2 separate regions of the Homo sapiens genome follow, and region 1 is linked to region 2. Evidence: read pairs that join two places in POLR2A ChIA-PET (ENCODE). Cell type or tissue: IMR-90. All regions are shown on one strand.

What was found. Peaks named below come from ENCODE experiments on the same cell type or tissue, not always from the same donor. Only the 100,000 strongest peaks of a DNase experiment are listed, where the experiment ranks them.
Region 1: POLR2A ChIA-PET joins it to region 2 with 5 read pairs; 4 of 35 experiments call an interaction of 5 or more read pairs at or near these places.

What each region holds. Positions count from the first base shown.
Region 1 is chr2:216,159,158-216,167,157 of GRCh38, forward strand. It overlaps XRCC5 (X-ray repair cross complementing 5), which reads left to right. Exons shown (of 21, transcript NM_021141.4): 15 at 911-1,004; 16 at 2,822-2,891. Among named protein-coding and RNA genes, the nearest start is that of LINC01963, 54 kb to the right of the region's middle. In IMR-90, no CTCF peak of the experiment used is centred here; a DNase peak (open chromatin) is centred at 4,534.
Region 2 is chr2:216,451,897-216,459,896 of GRCh38, forward strand. All of the region lies in intron 12 of SMARCAL1 (SNF2 related chromatin remodeling annealing helicase 1), which reads left to right. Among named protein-coding and RNA genes, the nearest start is that of RPL37A-DT, 43 kb to the right of the region's middle. In IMR-90, no CTCF peak of the experiment used is centred here; no DNase peak of the experiment used is centred here.

The DNA of each region.
Region 1 (8,000 bases), 290 kb before region 2:
CTAGATCTTGGTTACTAATTCTCTTATCATTTAGCCATTTCTGATGGCTGCTTTTGCCCTAGATTGCATTTCTCTCTGGGAGAAAAAAATCTTAATTTCTTTATGTTCAGCAGCTTAAGGGAGATTACAGGCAGAGTCTTTGGATTTGATTTTCTTCTCTTTTGCAATTAACTTGACCTCCTCTTGACTTTAAGACAGGCTGTTAAAGCCAGCATGTTGCTTGAGGCAAGATGTTTGATATACTTTTCCTTAGCACACAGATGCTACTGGACTGTTAGCATATTGCACAAAACAGAATTAGGTTTATAAAAGAACAAATTAAAAAGTTTTCGGGGAAGTTTTTTTTTTATAGTTTACGACTTCTTTAAGAGGGAAAGCTCTTGCATAGTTAATTAAGGATTGTCTAGTAAGTTTTGACAGTTGTAAACAGAGGCTTATAAAGCTCTAACATACATGATAGAGAAAACGGGTTGTTAGACACAAAGGTCTTCTGTGTACATGGAAAGCTAATAGCTGTCAATTCTGAGACAGGAACTAGAAAATAATATCTGAAGAGTAAATGGATTTCTTACTTAAATGTTAAATTTCCATTATCTGTGCTTGCAGTTTCATCTTTTCCAAGGACCTTATGATGTGATTGCTTAATTCTGATTCTCATACTGCTGTGAAACAAAGCCAGGGCTGCCTCAAGTTAGGCCCTTAGGAGCCCGGTGGCTAGGAAAGGGAGGCAGCTTGTTTGTAGAAGGACTACATGTAGCTATTGTTTTTCTTTTCTTTTTCTTCTTCATTATTTTTCTTTTCTTCTTCTTCTTTTTTCTTTTTTTTTTTTGGTGCTTGGAAAATAAGTTTCACAATAGCAATCTGGTTTTGTATTGTTTGTTCTAAGAGAAATTTTTTTTTTCTTTTCTAGCCATGAAGATGGACCTACAGCTAAAAAATTAAAGACTGAGCAAGGGGGAGCCCACTTCAGCGTCTCCAGTCTGGCTGAAGGCAGTGTCACCTCTGTAAGCTAAGCTTTTCAAGTGCGCTTCCCCCTTTGCAGGAAGGTTGGGGCTTGAGGGAGAGTGCATCAATTTTTGTTAGTCCGTTCTTACCACTTTCAAGTTAAGATCATGATCACTTTCTCTGGTCCTTGCTCTATAGAAGCCAAAAAGACCCATTCCATACTTCTTTAAGTAATTATTATCATGAATTGCCTACAGAATTATCTATATGATATAAGGTATATAGAGCTCTTTATAGAACGTGGAACATCTCAGTGTTGAGATTTTGCTGTTGGCATTATTTTGCAGCTTTTCAACTAGTCAAAATGATAGGATAAGTGGGGGTTAGTGATACGAGCCTTAATCTTCAAGTACACACAATTTAAGTTAGTATAACTTTCCTATTTTCTAACATGCAACTTTAGAACAGGATTCACAAGTTTAGGATTTCCCCAAGAATGTATCCTTTGATACATGAGATTTTTATTGAATGAGAAATTTTTTGGAACTTGAAAATACTACCTTAATTAATTAATTAATTAATTAATTAATTTTTATATCTTGGTCAGCCAGGAGGAAGAATATTTTATTTAATTTTAGAGATAGGTTGTCACTGTCACCCACGCCGGAGTACAGTAGTGTGATTTTAGCTCACTGCAGCCTTGAAATCCTGAGCTCAAGTGGTCCTCCTGCCTCAGCCTCCTGTGTAGCTAGGACTAAGGGTACATGCCACCATACCCGGCTATTTTTCATAGAGGTGGGGTCTCAGTATGTTACTCCTGGGCTCAAGCAATCCTCCCGCTTCAGCCTCCCGAAGCACTGGGATTATAGTCATGAGTCACTGCACCCAGCCAAATAGTGCCTTGTTCTAAGCAGCATTAGTGTGAATCAACAAATCTTAAAAATTGGCCGATAACTTTTTAACACAATGTACTAGGAAGGATAGTCAGGGAATAAAGGGCATGCCTTTATTCTCACCTCAAACAGAAACTCAGAAAAATTGAATGTGTGAAAAATGATTTAGATTTCATTTAGATGTTTTATATATAATAGTAAAGGAAAAAGTCATGATCTTGTTCTGAGAGCTTTTCTGCTTCCTATATCCAAGCAAACTGGAAGCTTTAGTATATTTTGGAACCCCATTGTTTTCTTTCTTATGAGCTGAGTGGTTCTTAGGCCCTGTGAGGGTTGGGGCCAGCAGATTAAAAACATAGGTATAATCAGAAAGTTCCATATAATATGGCAGTTTCGTCTTTCAAACTTCCTCACCCAGCACTGCAGTACATCTTTGTACATAATCTGCTTTTACTTTCTGAGGACATGTTCAACCTGGGTATGCTTTGTATATTCTACCAAAACTTCAGTGCCAAAGGGTCAGCAGCAGTCCCACTAATGGGCACTTCGGTGAATCAGGCATTAAGCTGTATTTCTCATGTTATCTTAGTGGGGCAAATCTATTCGAAACCGACCCCACACTGCAGAATCCTCGGCTTTCTAATTGGTTGGGTGACAGGATATACAGGCAGTCTGTGCTACACAAAGCCTTCCAGCTGGGCTGGCTGGTGGCTTGAGTTGTAATACTTTTTTGACCCTTCTGGAAAGAAATCAGCTTTCATAAAGCAAGGTGAGTGAAAGCACAGAGGGCAGCTCTTGGACCACTGAAATCTGCCGGCCTTTCACAGAGCCCTAGAAATGAAAATGAATAGAAAAGCCCTTCTCTTTGTCTTTGGTTTTATTTTATAAGAGCACACTTATTACATTAAGCCATCTTGTATTGCCTGGGGTGCTGCTAAAAAGAGAAATAACCTGTAGGTTTATCATCTGTTGGTATATTTTAGGTTGGAAGTGTGAATCCTGCTGAAAACTTCCGTGTTCTAGTGAAACAGAAGAAGGCCAGCTTTGAGGAAGGTGAGTGGTTGACTTTGCATTTAGGAGAAGCTGTTTAGTTAAGCTAACTAATTTAAAGTCTAGATTAAGAACTGTAGCCTTTTGTTGTAACACTTTAGCATTTTTCTTTACTGGCGGATCTTTGTGGTTTTCCCTTGTTAGGGAGCTCACTGAGGCAACATTATGAGCACATGAAAGTGAACTCAGCACAGATTTTCTCAAAAGGAACTAATTTGTAGGTCTCCCTACAGAAAAACTTTGGGCCAACACCTTGGCGCTTATAGCTCCACTTCATTGAAGTTTTTTAGGATTTTGTCGTGAGCTATAAATAAAACACTTTTATGTCACATCTTCCTATTTTATTTTCTTCCTTTTTTTTCTTTTTTTTTTTGAGATGGAGTTTCTCTCTTGTTGCCCAGGCTGGAGTGCAATGGCATGATTTCAGCACACCACAACCTCTGCCTCCCGAGTTGAAGCGATTCTCCTACCTCAGCCTCCCGAGTAGCTGGGATTACAGGCGTGCACCACCATGCCCAGCTAATTTTGTTTAGACGGGGTTTCTCCATGTTGGTCAGGCTGGTCTTGAACTCCTGACCTCAGGTGATCTGCCAGCCTCAGCCTCCCAAAGTGCTGGGATAACAGGTGTGAGCCATCGTGCCCGGCCACATCTTCCTATTTTCAGAGACACATAATTCTTGTTCCAGTCCTAAGAGTTTGTGGCCCATTTATAGTAGACCTAGAAAGACCTTGATGCTGCCCCTAAATTTAATCCTTCTCAAAATGGCTGCATGGTCACTTTTCCTTATCAGGTAGTACCTAGAATCTCATTTAGGCTGTGGCTAACATAAAAATAGCTTTCAGGGATGCACAGAGGGCCTGGAACTAACATTCATTCACTTGATTGCATTCAGGTTTCTGTTCATTTACCCTTTAAATGGTGGCAACTGGCAGTTGTTAATCCTGCAGGTTTATATATAAACTATTATATTCATTATTGCTGGTCCAAGTCTGGCCTGTCTGCGAGCTGACTTCTACGTATGTGAGTGTTTATGTTTGTTCATGTGTGTATAGAACTTTCTCTTCCAACATCCTGCAGGGAGCAGGGGAATCACTTTTTTTTTTTTAGTGACAGGGTCTCGCTGTGTCACCCAGGCTGGAGTGCAGTGGCAGGATCATAGCTCACTATAACGTTGGACCTCTGGGCTCAAGTGATCCTCCCACTTCGGCCTCCCAAAGCTCTGAGATTACATGTGTAAGTCACCATGCCTGGCCAAAAATTACTTTTTTTCTTTTTCTTTTTTTTGGGGGGACAGAATCTTGCTCTGTTGCCCAGGCTGGAGTGCAGTGGTGAGATCTCAGCTTACTGCAGCCTTCACCCTGGCCTCCTGAGTAGCTGGAACTACAGTTGCATACCCCCACGCCCGGCTAATTTTTGTATTTTTAGCACAGACGGGGTTTCGTTATGTTGGCCAGGCTGGTCTTGAACTCTTGACCTCAAGTGATCTGCCCACCTTGGTCTCCCAAAGTGCTGGGATTACTGTGAGCCACGGTGGCATGAGCCACCGTGCCCGGCCCAAAAATGAGAGTTAAATGCCTAGAAGCACTACTGCCTGCAGTAGGTCTAATGCATCTTACTACTTGCAGTCTAGGAATCCTGGCAAGATCCCCAGATCTACTGTGCTGTTGTCCAGAGGCAAGCATGAGCAGCTGAGCCTCAGAGAGAGCTTACAGTCTACCAGGCTTAAATCCTGTCAGCAGGAATGCCAAAGGCCAAACCATGAGAATCTCCAGAGGAAGAACAGCTTCGTTATCACAGTAATCTGCAGTCTCTTAAGTGGGGTGTATATGTTTTTGGTTTTGAGATGGAAGAAGAGCTTTTTGTCCTGCTAAAAGTTGCCATATAGGAGAAAAACTTTGAGTTTTAACACAAAACAAAACCTCATGTAAATAGAAGGAGATCTGAAGTTCTAAGTGACAGTTTTCTAGGATTGGTGAAAACAGTACTTCAGAATTTCTCTCTTTAATGTATTGGAGTGATCAAGACACTTTCACAGTATTATACCTGTTGTCTGTTCAGCTGTATATTGTTACAGGGTGCTCGGAAAGTGGCGGAGATGCTGCTGTGACAAGTCAATGAACTCTTGTCTATCAAGACTATTGTGTTTTTGAAGGAAAATTGAGACTTTCCTAGCTTTCAATTGTATGTCGTCAATTACCTCAGCCAGTCAAAGTCCAAGGTCCCCCGTTTGGAAGTGATTGGACTCTGTGGTTGGTGTAGGCATGGTCTTTTCAGGGACTGAATCTAGCTGTCATCACCATTATATGGTAGCCACTAGCGGTTTCATATTTACTATGTTCAAGGCATTGTGCTAGCACTTTTATGTTATTTTAATTACCCTGCATTAGCAGTTCTGCAAAATCTTGTGAAGAAATGAAGAAAATGTTAGAGCTTTAACAGCTTTTGCCAGAATTTTCTGAGAGGATTGCTTTACTTGGGAAAATAACTTTGATAAGTGCTTAGGGTAGAGAATGAGTCTCCATCCCCAGACTTGGTTGGCTAGTCCAGAGGCTTCGGAGGAAAGGAAGCTCCTCAGCATCATAGAAGTAGAAAAACTGGAGCTGGTTTAGGAGAGGAGGGGCTTAGAAGAAGAGGGGAGAGGCAGGGAGACAAAGTGGGTGAATTTACGCACAGTCACGGCCTTCTACAATACGTTTCAAACTCATGACCACAAATTACTCAGTGTCAGTACAACTCTGGAAATGCCAGGTTTAAGTGCTGTATTTGGGGAAACTGGCAGTTTGGTATCTGGCATTATTTCATGCAGAGCAGAGAAAGCACCTGAGCACACAGGAGGCCAGAGTCTGAAAAGACCAGGAGAGAGTCAGTTACTGAGAATCTACTCACATCTTAGGAAAATATGTCTTACCCCTGGCCATGGGATTGGGGATTCAGAGCAGTCTTGTGAAAATAGCAAGGGCAAGCGGACCCTAGATAGCATGTAAGTTAACAATTAGTATTATTATCTCCATTTTACTGATGGATAAACTGTAAAATTGGAGGAGATGCATTTTCCCAAAGATCACATAGGAATTCAAACACATGTCTCTTTCAAATACTGGATTTTTTACGTAGCCATATTGTTTCTTTTGATTCCTAATGACTTCCTTTCCTACGCTTTTTAAAACAACATTTTAAGGTCGTGTATCTGAAACCTTGTACCTACTGATAGGACTTTTGATGAATAGATTGTTCTTTTATATTGAATTTGACTTTGAGACCCAGCATGTTGCTAGTATTTCGACAAAAGATGTCCCTCTGACCTCCGTCTAAGACTTGGTGAATCAGAGCCCTCTAGTGATGTCACAAAACCAGACTCTCCACAGAGCTGTCGGAAAATGGATTGCTTATTAGCAACTAGTTCTCGTGATTTTAACTTGGCTTCCGTTTTATCCCTTCTGCCGTTCTTGGTGCCAGCTCCAGAATTGATGTCCTGTTCTTTGTTTTGGGCATCTTGTTTGTTTGTTTTTCCGCTAGGGCATCTTTTTACTAACGCCCTTTATAAGCCAAGACTCACTTCTCTTGCAGGCCCAAAGAGTTCTCCCTCCCTAGTAGTGGTCTTCTTTTAGAGAGATTTCTGTCCAGAGTCGGGAGACAGGAATCCCTTCCCCTTTTCTCCAGTAAATTTATTTTTTAAAATTCAGTTGTCAAAAGGGCGATCAGCGATAGATAGTTGGTAAGATTGTTTGACCCTTAGGTAGAACTCGGCTGTTTTACCTATCATTATAAATTAAAATATGGGTGTAGTTACTTTTTCTCAGGCCTGATAGTAGCATAATCAAACTGAGAGTCTTGTGATTCTGTCCCCGACATCAGCAGTCTATATATAGTAGGCAGCTACACATTTTCTTAACTTCTGGTTTTCAGTGTGAGGGATGTATCTTGTTCTAAGCTTACTGGCAGAGAGGAGATAACCAATGCCCTGAACCCCAGGAAGCATGTTCTTTCTGGCTGCCCTTTTCCCAGTCCCTTTCCTCCATTCTCCCTACCCATCACCATTCTATCACCACAGAGTTAGAATAGAAAACAATTTTTTTTCTCTTTTCCTTTTTTGTGAAGGGGTCTCAGTCTGTCGCCCAGACTGGAGTGCAGTAGCATGATCACAGCTCACTGCAGCCTCTACCTCCTGGGCTCAAGTGATTCTACCACCTCCACCCCGCCAAGTACCTGGAGCTACAGGCACACACTACCACACCAGGCTAATTTTTGTAGTTTTTGTAGAGATGAGGTTTCGCCATGTTATCCAGGCTGGTCCTGAACTCCTGAGTTCAAGCGATCTGCCTGCCTTGGCCTCCCAAAGTGCTGGGATTACAGGTGTGAGCCACCAAGTCCAGCTCAGAAAAAATTTTGACCACAGCTGTATATATAATAATCATCTATCAGTTATGAAAGTAGGGTTGTTTCCCTACATACACTATTCATAAGCACATCATTGCCATCATCTGGGATTTGTTACCTGTCGTTGTGGGTTTCAGAGTCTCCAGAGGCTCTTTACATTGAGTTTATCCACTTGTTTGGATATCTTCCACCCAGCTAATCAACAGAGTTGCTAAGGAGGAATGCCATGATTTTCAGCTCCTTGCGCTTTCCCAACTTAGGAAGAATGCTAAAATAAAATAAAATAATAAAATGTCAAAAGATAGACAGCAGGTTCAAGAAGGAAAAGCCACATTACTTCTTTCCTCCGGACAATTCCTGCGCGATTATGTCTGAATTTATAAATTCCCACTGAGTATGGGAGATAATGTAAAATAGCTTGAATGTTCTTGGTGTGTCAAAAACAGGTTTTGTGAGGATCTTAAGAGCCAGAAAGGATGGATATATGGGGACAGATAAAAGGATGGAATGTAACTTAACTTTATAATGAGACGATTCTCTTTCAGGGACCTTGTTTTTGCCACTGAGATTGTAGTTTCTGTATTAGGCTTGTGTGTAGTGACAGGGTGGCAGAGCTCCATGTTACCAAATTGAATTCACTTGAGCCTGACTGGTTTAAAAAAAGTCTGTCAAGAGAAGACCTAAGTAGAAATAATACAGACCCCAAACAGCCTTAACATTTGACTCATGTACAA
Region 2 (8,000 bases):
ATTACCCTGTATAAAGATATTTAGATGTAGATCTCAGCCTTCTGGGAGGTTACAAAATAAATAAGAATGACAAGAGACAGAATGCATGTTTTTCATGTTATTTTACCATGTGATGAGCAAGATTCATTGATAACTTTTAAGAAATGACAGGATAGAGGATGCACTGGCAAATTTTCAAGCTGTATTGAATTTATGCTGTATTACATATAATAATCTGGATGGTCTGGAGTAAGTGAGCAGGCATCATCTCTTTATTGTGGAGTTTTCAAACTTAAACAACATCGATGTAGACATATAGACCAGTGTTCTCAGATTATATTTCAGTGGAATCATGAGTAAAACCAGGAAGCTTTGTCACTAAAATCAATCTTGGTGGTCTTTTGTTTATTTTTAGAGATAAAAATGCAATGAGTAGATTATTTTTTCTCAATTTGAAGTTTTTTCTTATAACTTTTTCTTAATAACTTTCGTCTACTGGTGAACTCTACCAGACAAGAAAACCAGTGAACTGGTATAGCAAATATAATATTAATGGAAAAATTCAGACATGCAATATTTTTAGATGCAAAGAGCTGAATATTTATAAAATGTTATTTTTTTTGCCAGCAAAGTTGTTCCTTGTGTGTGTGAGATGGAAGTAAGTCTGTTAGTGTTTCGTGAGATTCCCCAGAGAACACCCTCACCAATACCTGGTTCACCTCCTGAACCAGTTTGAGAACAGCCAAGGTAGACACCTGAAAAAGCAATTAGTGGGCATTTGAATTAAGGAGGAAAAGCACATTAACTTGTTGAAACACAACTGTGAATTGTGTAGTATGGCCAAAAAGAAAAAAAGAAAAGCAGTAGAAATTTTGTGCTTAGTGCAACAAGATCTGAAAGCATTTTGTAAACTTCTGCCAACTTGTATAGTTCTTCAAGTAAAGGGAGTGGCTCTTTTCAAAGATGATTTCAGATGTCACCTGAGAGTTTGATTTCTGAGCTTGTTGGTGATGCTATGAAATTAACTAGGAGGTACTATGGAATTTAGGAATGTTGGGTGTTTTATAACTTTAGGTAGCTATACAAATCCAGTATTTTTGAGGATATTTTTATATTTTCTTGCTTAGAAACGGAGCCACAACTCCCTTTTGGTTGTGGAAAAGTACATAAGGATAGTGCCAGTTGCCCAGAATCCTGCCTACTGGGTGATTATCCTCTTTGCTTTGTAAACACCACAGTGTTAACTCCATTTTGCAGATGATGAAAATGAAGCCTAAATTGCAGTGTCATTCTTCAAGAATCCAGCTGAGAAAGAGCCCGGAGCTCTTCTCAGTCCAGCACCTGAGAGTTGCTGTCTGCTTCCTTGGAGTCTTAGGAAAGTTAAACGTTTATCCCTGAAAGATAGAGATTGAGTTGGTACAGATTACCATCAGTGTGATGGCTGAAGCCAGACACTAAATTCTTTCAGATAATAATTCCTTAAGAACTTGATGCCTTTTTGTGTCTTAATAGAAATCAATTTTTATAATGGAAAATCCAAGTAGAAAACAGATTTGTGTGTTTGTGCTTTGGGCCATCAGAACCTTTGGATTTCTAAAGCCATTGATTTAGTGCATTTCTAAACCATGGATCTGATCAGGATCATTGCTCTAACTTAATTCAGGAAGGGAGCCAGCATCAGCTGGAGGCTGGACTAGATGACCATAGGCATGTCTTCCAGACCCTGGCCAGCTATGAAATCCTGAGTTGGAAGGGTTAAAATGGGGACTTATTTTTTTTATGGTTTTAGTTGAATAAGGAGGCCCTGTGGATCTATAGAAAGTCCCCTCTCTCCACTGCCACCAGTTTTTTAAGTTACTTTTTAGTCCCAAGTTTCCTTGCAATTTTGCAAATCATGGTGACTCCAGCCAAGCACTGCTGACCTGCCTGTCAAGAATTGATTCTTTGTTCCTTCACACCTTTCCATCTGGAAGAATACATTTCTTAAAAAGCTTTATATCACAGGAGCCAAGGTGAAGGAGCCAATTTATAGAATGTAATGTATAATCAAAGACTTTTCTCATTTTTTCAGCTGAAATAATGGATATCGCTTCACAGGCAAAGGAAAGCTGACTGTAATCATCTTTTGTCTAAAGCCATTTTTTCATCCTCAAGACCAGTAACAGAGAAATGGAACAAGTCCATACAGATTTCCTGGTAACAATATCAGTTCACCCTTGCCATTTGACAATCCACTCAAATTTCCAATGTAGAAAAATTTAAAAACTCCATTGGATCTAATTTAATTAAGGTCTAGTCAGGAACAAAGAATGCAGGTTATTTAAAATTTCCTGGCCAGTAGCTGGCAAAAGAAGTAAGATCATTAATAGAGAGTATTAGGTCTGCACAGTTTGGGGGAGTTTTTTTAAAGCTGAAACTATTGATTTCTCCCACATTAAAATAGATATCTATTGTATAAAATCTGAAAAATAAAGAAAAATACTTACAATCAGTAACATTTATTGAATACTTGCTCTGTGCTGGGCATGGTGCTTTACGTGTATTGCGTCATTAAATTCTCACCATCAGCCCAGATATTTGAGCCTCAGAGCCTGCACTTTTAAGTGCTACAAATTCTGGTTCTACCGTTTAGTAGCAGTGTGACAAGTATACTCATTTGACTTTTTTTGCCTCAGTTTCCTAATCTGCACAGTGGTAAAGTAGTGCCTCCCTCATAGCAATGCTGATTATTAAATGAGTTAATGCATATTTAGTTCTTAGAACACTGCTTGGCCCGTAATAAGTGGTATATGAGAGTTAGTTGTTATTTTTATTACTATACTATAAAAAAGAATCATCTTGGGGCGGTTCCAAGATGGCCGAATAGGAACAGCTCCAGTCTACAGCTCCCAGCGTGAGCGACACAGAAGATGGGTGATTTCTGCACTTCCAACTGAGGTACTGGGTTCATCTCACTGGGGCTTGTTGGACAGTGTTTGCAGGACAGTGGGTGCAGCACACCGAGCGTGAGCGGAAGCAGGGCGAGGCATCGCCTCACCCAGGAAGCGCAAGGGGTCAGGGAATTCCTTTTGCTAGCCAAGCAAAGCTGTGACAGATGGCACCTGGAAAATCGGGTCACTCCCACCCTAATACTGCGCTTTTCCAATGGTCTTAGCAAACTGCACACCAGGAGATTGTATCCCGTGCCTGGCTCGCATGGTCCCACGCCCACGGAGGCTCGCTCATTGCTAGCACAGCAGTCTGAGATCGAACTGCAAGGCAGCAGCGAGGCTGGGGGAGGGGTGCCCGCCATTGCTGAGGCTTGAGTAGGTAAACAAAGCAGCTGGGAAGCTCGAACTGGGTGGAGCCCACCGCAGCTCAAGGAGGCCTGCCTGCCTCTGTAGACTCCACCTCTGGAGGCAGGGCATAGCCAAACAAAAGGCAGCAGAAACCTCTGCAGACTTAAATGTCCCTGTCTGACAGCTTTGAAGAGAGTAGTGGTTCTTCCAGCATGGAGTTTGAGATCTGAGAACGGATAGACTGCCTCCTCAAGTGGGTCCCTGACCCCTGAGTTGCCTAACTGGGACACACCCCTGAGTAGGGGCAGACTGACACCTCACACGGCCAGGTACCCCTCTGAAATGAAACTTCCAGAAGAACGATCAGGCAGCAACATCTGCTCTTCAGCAATATTCGTTGTTCTGCAGCCTCCGCTGCTGATACCGAGCCAAACAGGGTCTGGAGTGGTCCTCCAGCAAACTCCAACAGACCTGCAGCTGAGAGTCCTGACTGTTAGAAGGAAAACTAACAAACAGAAAGGACGTGCACACCAAAACCCCATCTGTACGTCACCATCATCAAAGAGCAAAGGTAGATAAAACCACAAAGATGGGGAAAAAACAGAGCAGAAAAACTGAAAATTCTAAAAATCAGAGTGCCTCTCCTCCTCCAAAGGAATGCAGCTCCTCACCAGCAATGGAACAAAGCTGGACGGAGAATGACTTTGACGAGTTGAGAGAAGAAGGCTTCAGATGATCAGATTTCTCTGAGCTAAAGGAGGAAGTTTGAACCCATCGCAAAGAAGTTAAAAACCTTGAAAAAAGATTAGACGAATGGCTAACTAGAATAACCAATGCAGAGAAGTCCTTAAAGGACCTGATGGAGCTTAAAACCATGGCACGAGAACTACGTGACGAATGCATAAGCTTCAGTAGCCGATTTGATCAACTGGAAGAAAGGGTATCAGTGATTGAAGATCAAATGAATGAAATGAAGCAAGAAGAGAAGTTTAGAGAAAAAAGAATAAAAAGAACAAAGCCTCCAAGAAATATGGGACTATGTGAAAAGACCAAATCTACATCTGATTGGTGTACCTGAAAGTGACGGGGAGAATGGAACCAAGTTGGAAAACACTCTGCAGGATATTATCCAGGAGAACTTCCCCAACCTAGCAAGGCAGGCCAACATTCAAATTCAGTAAATACAGAGAACGCCACAAAGATACTCCTTGAGAAGAGCAACTCCAAGACACATAATTGTCAGATTCACCAAAGTTGAAATGAAGGAAAAAATGTTAAAGGCAGCCAGAGAGAAAGGTTGGGTTACCCACAAAGGGAAGCCCATCAGACTAACAGTTGATCTCTCGGCAGAAACTCTACAAGCCAGAAGAGAGTGGGGGCCAATATTCAACATTCTTAAGAAAAGAATTTTCAACCCAGAATTTCATATCCAGCCAAACTAAGCTTCATAAGTGAAGGAGAAATAAAATCCTTTACAGACAAGCAAATGCTGAGAGATTTTGTCACCACCAGGCCTGCCCTACAAGGGCTCCTGAAGGAAGCACTAAACATGGAAAGGAACAACCAGTATCAGCCACTGCAAAAACATGCCAAATTGTAAAGACCATCAATGCTAGGAAGAAACTGCATCAACTAACGAGCAAAATAACCAGCTAACATCATAATGACAGGATCAAATTCACACATAACAATATTAACCTTAAATGTAGATGGGCTAAATGCTCCAATTGAAAGACACAGACTGGCAAATTGGATAGAGAGTCAAGACCCATCAGTGTGCTATATTCAGGAAACCCATCTCATGTGCAGAGACACATAGGCTCAAAATAAAGGGATGGAGGAAGATCTACCAAGCAAATAGAAAACAAAAAAAGGCAGGGGTTGCAATCCTAGTCTCTAATAAAACAGACTTTAAACCAACAAAGATCAAAAGAGACAAGGCCGTTACATAATGGTAAAGGGATCAATTCAACAAGAAGAGCTAACTATCCTAAATATATATGCACCCAATACAGGAGCACCCAGAGTCATAAAGCAAGTCCTTAGAGACCTACAAAGAGACTTAGACTCCCACACAATAATAATGGGAGACTTTAACACCCCACTGTCAACATTAGACAGATCAACGAGACAGAAAGTTAACAAGGATATCCTGGAATTGAGCTCAGCTCTGCACCAAGCGGACCTAATAGACATCTACAGAACTCTCCACCCCAAATCAACAGAATATACATTCTTCTCAGCACCACACCGTACTTATTCCAAAATTGACCACATAGTTGGAAGTAAAGCACTCCTCAGCAAATGTAGAAGAACAAATTATAACAAACTGTCTCTCAGACCACAGTGCAATCAAACTAGAACTCAGGATTAAGAAACTCACTCAAAACTGCTCAACTACATGGAAACTGAACAACCTGCTCCTGAATGACTACTGGGTACATAACGAAATGAAGGCAGAAATAAAGGTGTTCCTTGAAACCAATGAGAACAAAGACAGAACATACCAGAATCTCTGGGACACATTTAAAGCAGTGTGTAGAGGGAAATTTATAGCACTAAATGCCCACAAGAGAAAGCAGGAAAGATCTAAAATTGACACCCTAACATCACAATTAAAAGAACTAGAGAAGCAAGAGCAAACATTCAAAAGACAGCAGAAGGCAAGAAATAACTAAGATCAAAGAAGAACTGAAGGAGATAGAGACACAAAAAACCCTTCAAAAAATCAATGAATCCAGGAGCTGGTTTTTTGAAAAGATCAACAAAATTGATAGACCACTAGCAAGATTAATAAAGGAGAAAAGAGAGAAGAATCAAATAGATGCAACAAAAAATGATAAAGGGGTATCACCACTGATCCCACAGAAATACAAACTACCATCAGAGATATTATAAACACCTCTACGCAAGTAAACTAGAAAATCTAGAAGAAATGGATAAATTCCTTGACACATACACTCTCCCAAGACTAAACCAGGAAGAAGTTGAATCTCTGAATAGACCAATAACAGGCTCTGAAATTGAGGCAATAATTAATAGCTTACCAACCAAAAAAAATCCAGGACCAGACGGATTCACAGCCTAATTCTACCAGAGGTACAAGGAGGAACTGGTACCATTCCTTCTGAAACTATTCCAATCAATAGAAAAAGAGGGAATCCTCCCTAACTCATTTTGTGAGGCCAGCATCATACTGATACCAAAGCCTGGCAGAGACACAACAAAAAAAGAATTTTAGACCAATATCCCTGATGAACATCAATGCAAAAATCCTCAATAAAATACTGGCAAACCGAATCCAGCAACACATCAAAAAGCTTATCCACCATAATCAAGTGGGCTTCATCCCTGGGATGCAAGGCTGGTTCAACATACGCAAATCAATAAACATAATCCAGCATATAAACAGAACCAAAGACAAAAACCACATGATTATCTCAATAGATGCAGAAAAGGCCTTTAACAAAATTTAACAGCCCTTCATGCTAAAAACTCTCAATAAATTAGGTATTGATAGGACATATCTCAAAATAATAAGAGCTATTTATGACAAACCCACAGCCAATATCATACTGAATTGGCAAAAACTGGAAGCATTCCCTTTGAAAACTGGCACAAGACAGGGATGCCCTCTCTCACCACTCCTATTCAGCATAGTGTTGGAAGTTCTGGCCAGGGCAATCAGGCAGGAGAAAGAAATAAAGGGTATTCAATTAGGAAAAGAGGAAGTCAAATTGTCCCTGTTTGCAGATGACATGATTGTATATCTAGAAAGCCCCATCGTCTCAGCCCCAAATCTCCTTAAGCTGATAAGCAACTTCAGCAAAGTCTCAGGATACAAAATCAATGTGCAAAAATCACAAGCATTCTTATACACCAATAACAGACAAACAGAGAGCCAAATCTTGAGTGAACTCCCATTCACAATTGCTTCAAAGAGAATAAAATACCTAGGAATCCAACTTACAAGGGATGTGAAGGACCTCTTCAAGGAGAACTAAAAACCACTGGCTCAACGAAATAAAAGAGGATACAGACAAATGGAAGAACATTCCATACTCCTGAATAGGAGGAATCGATATCATGAAAATGGCCATACTGCCCAGGGTAATTTATAGATTCAATGCCGTCCCCATCAAGCTACCAATGACTTTCTTCACAGAATTGGAAAAAATTACTTTAAAGTTCATATGGAACCAAAAAAGAGCCCACATTGCCAAGTCAATCCTAAGCCAAAAGAACAAAGCTGGAGTCATCACACTACCTGACTTCAAACTATACTACAAGGCTACAGTAACCAAAACAGCATGGTACTGGTACCAAAACAGAGATCTAGACCAATGGAACAGAACAGAGCCCTCAGAAACAATACCACACATCTACAACTATCTGATCCTTGACAAACCTGACAAAAACAAGAAATGGGGAAAGGATTCCCTATTTAACAAATGGTGCTGGGAAAACTGGCTAGCCATATGTAGAAAGCTGAAACTGGATCCCTTCCTTACACCTTATACAAAAATTAATTCAAGATGGATTAAAGACTTAAATGTTAGACCTAAAACCATAAAAACCCTAGAAGAAAACCTAGGCAATACCATTCAGGACATAGGCATGGGCAAGGACTTCATGTCTAAAACACCAAAAGCAATGGCAACAAAAGCCAAAATTGACAAATGGGATCTAATTAAACTAAAGAGCTTCTGCACAGCAAAAGAAACTACCATCAGAGTGAACAGG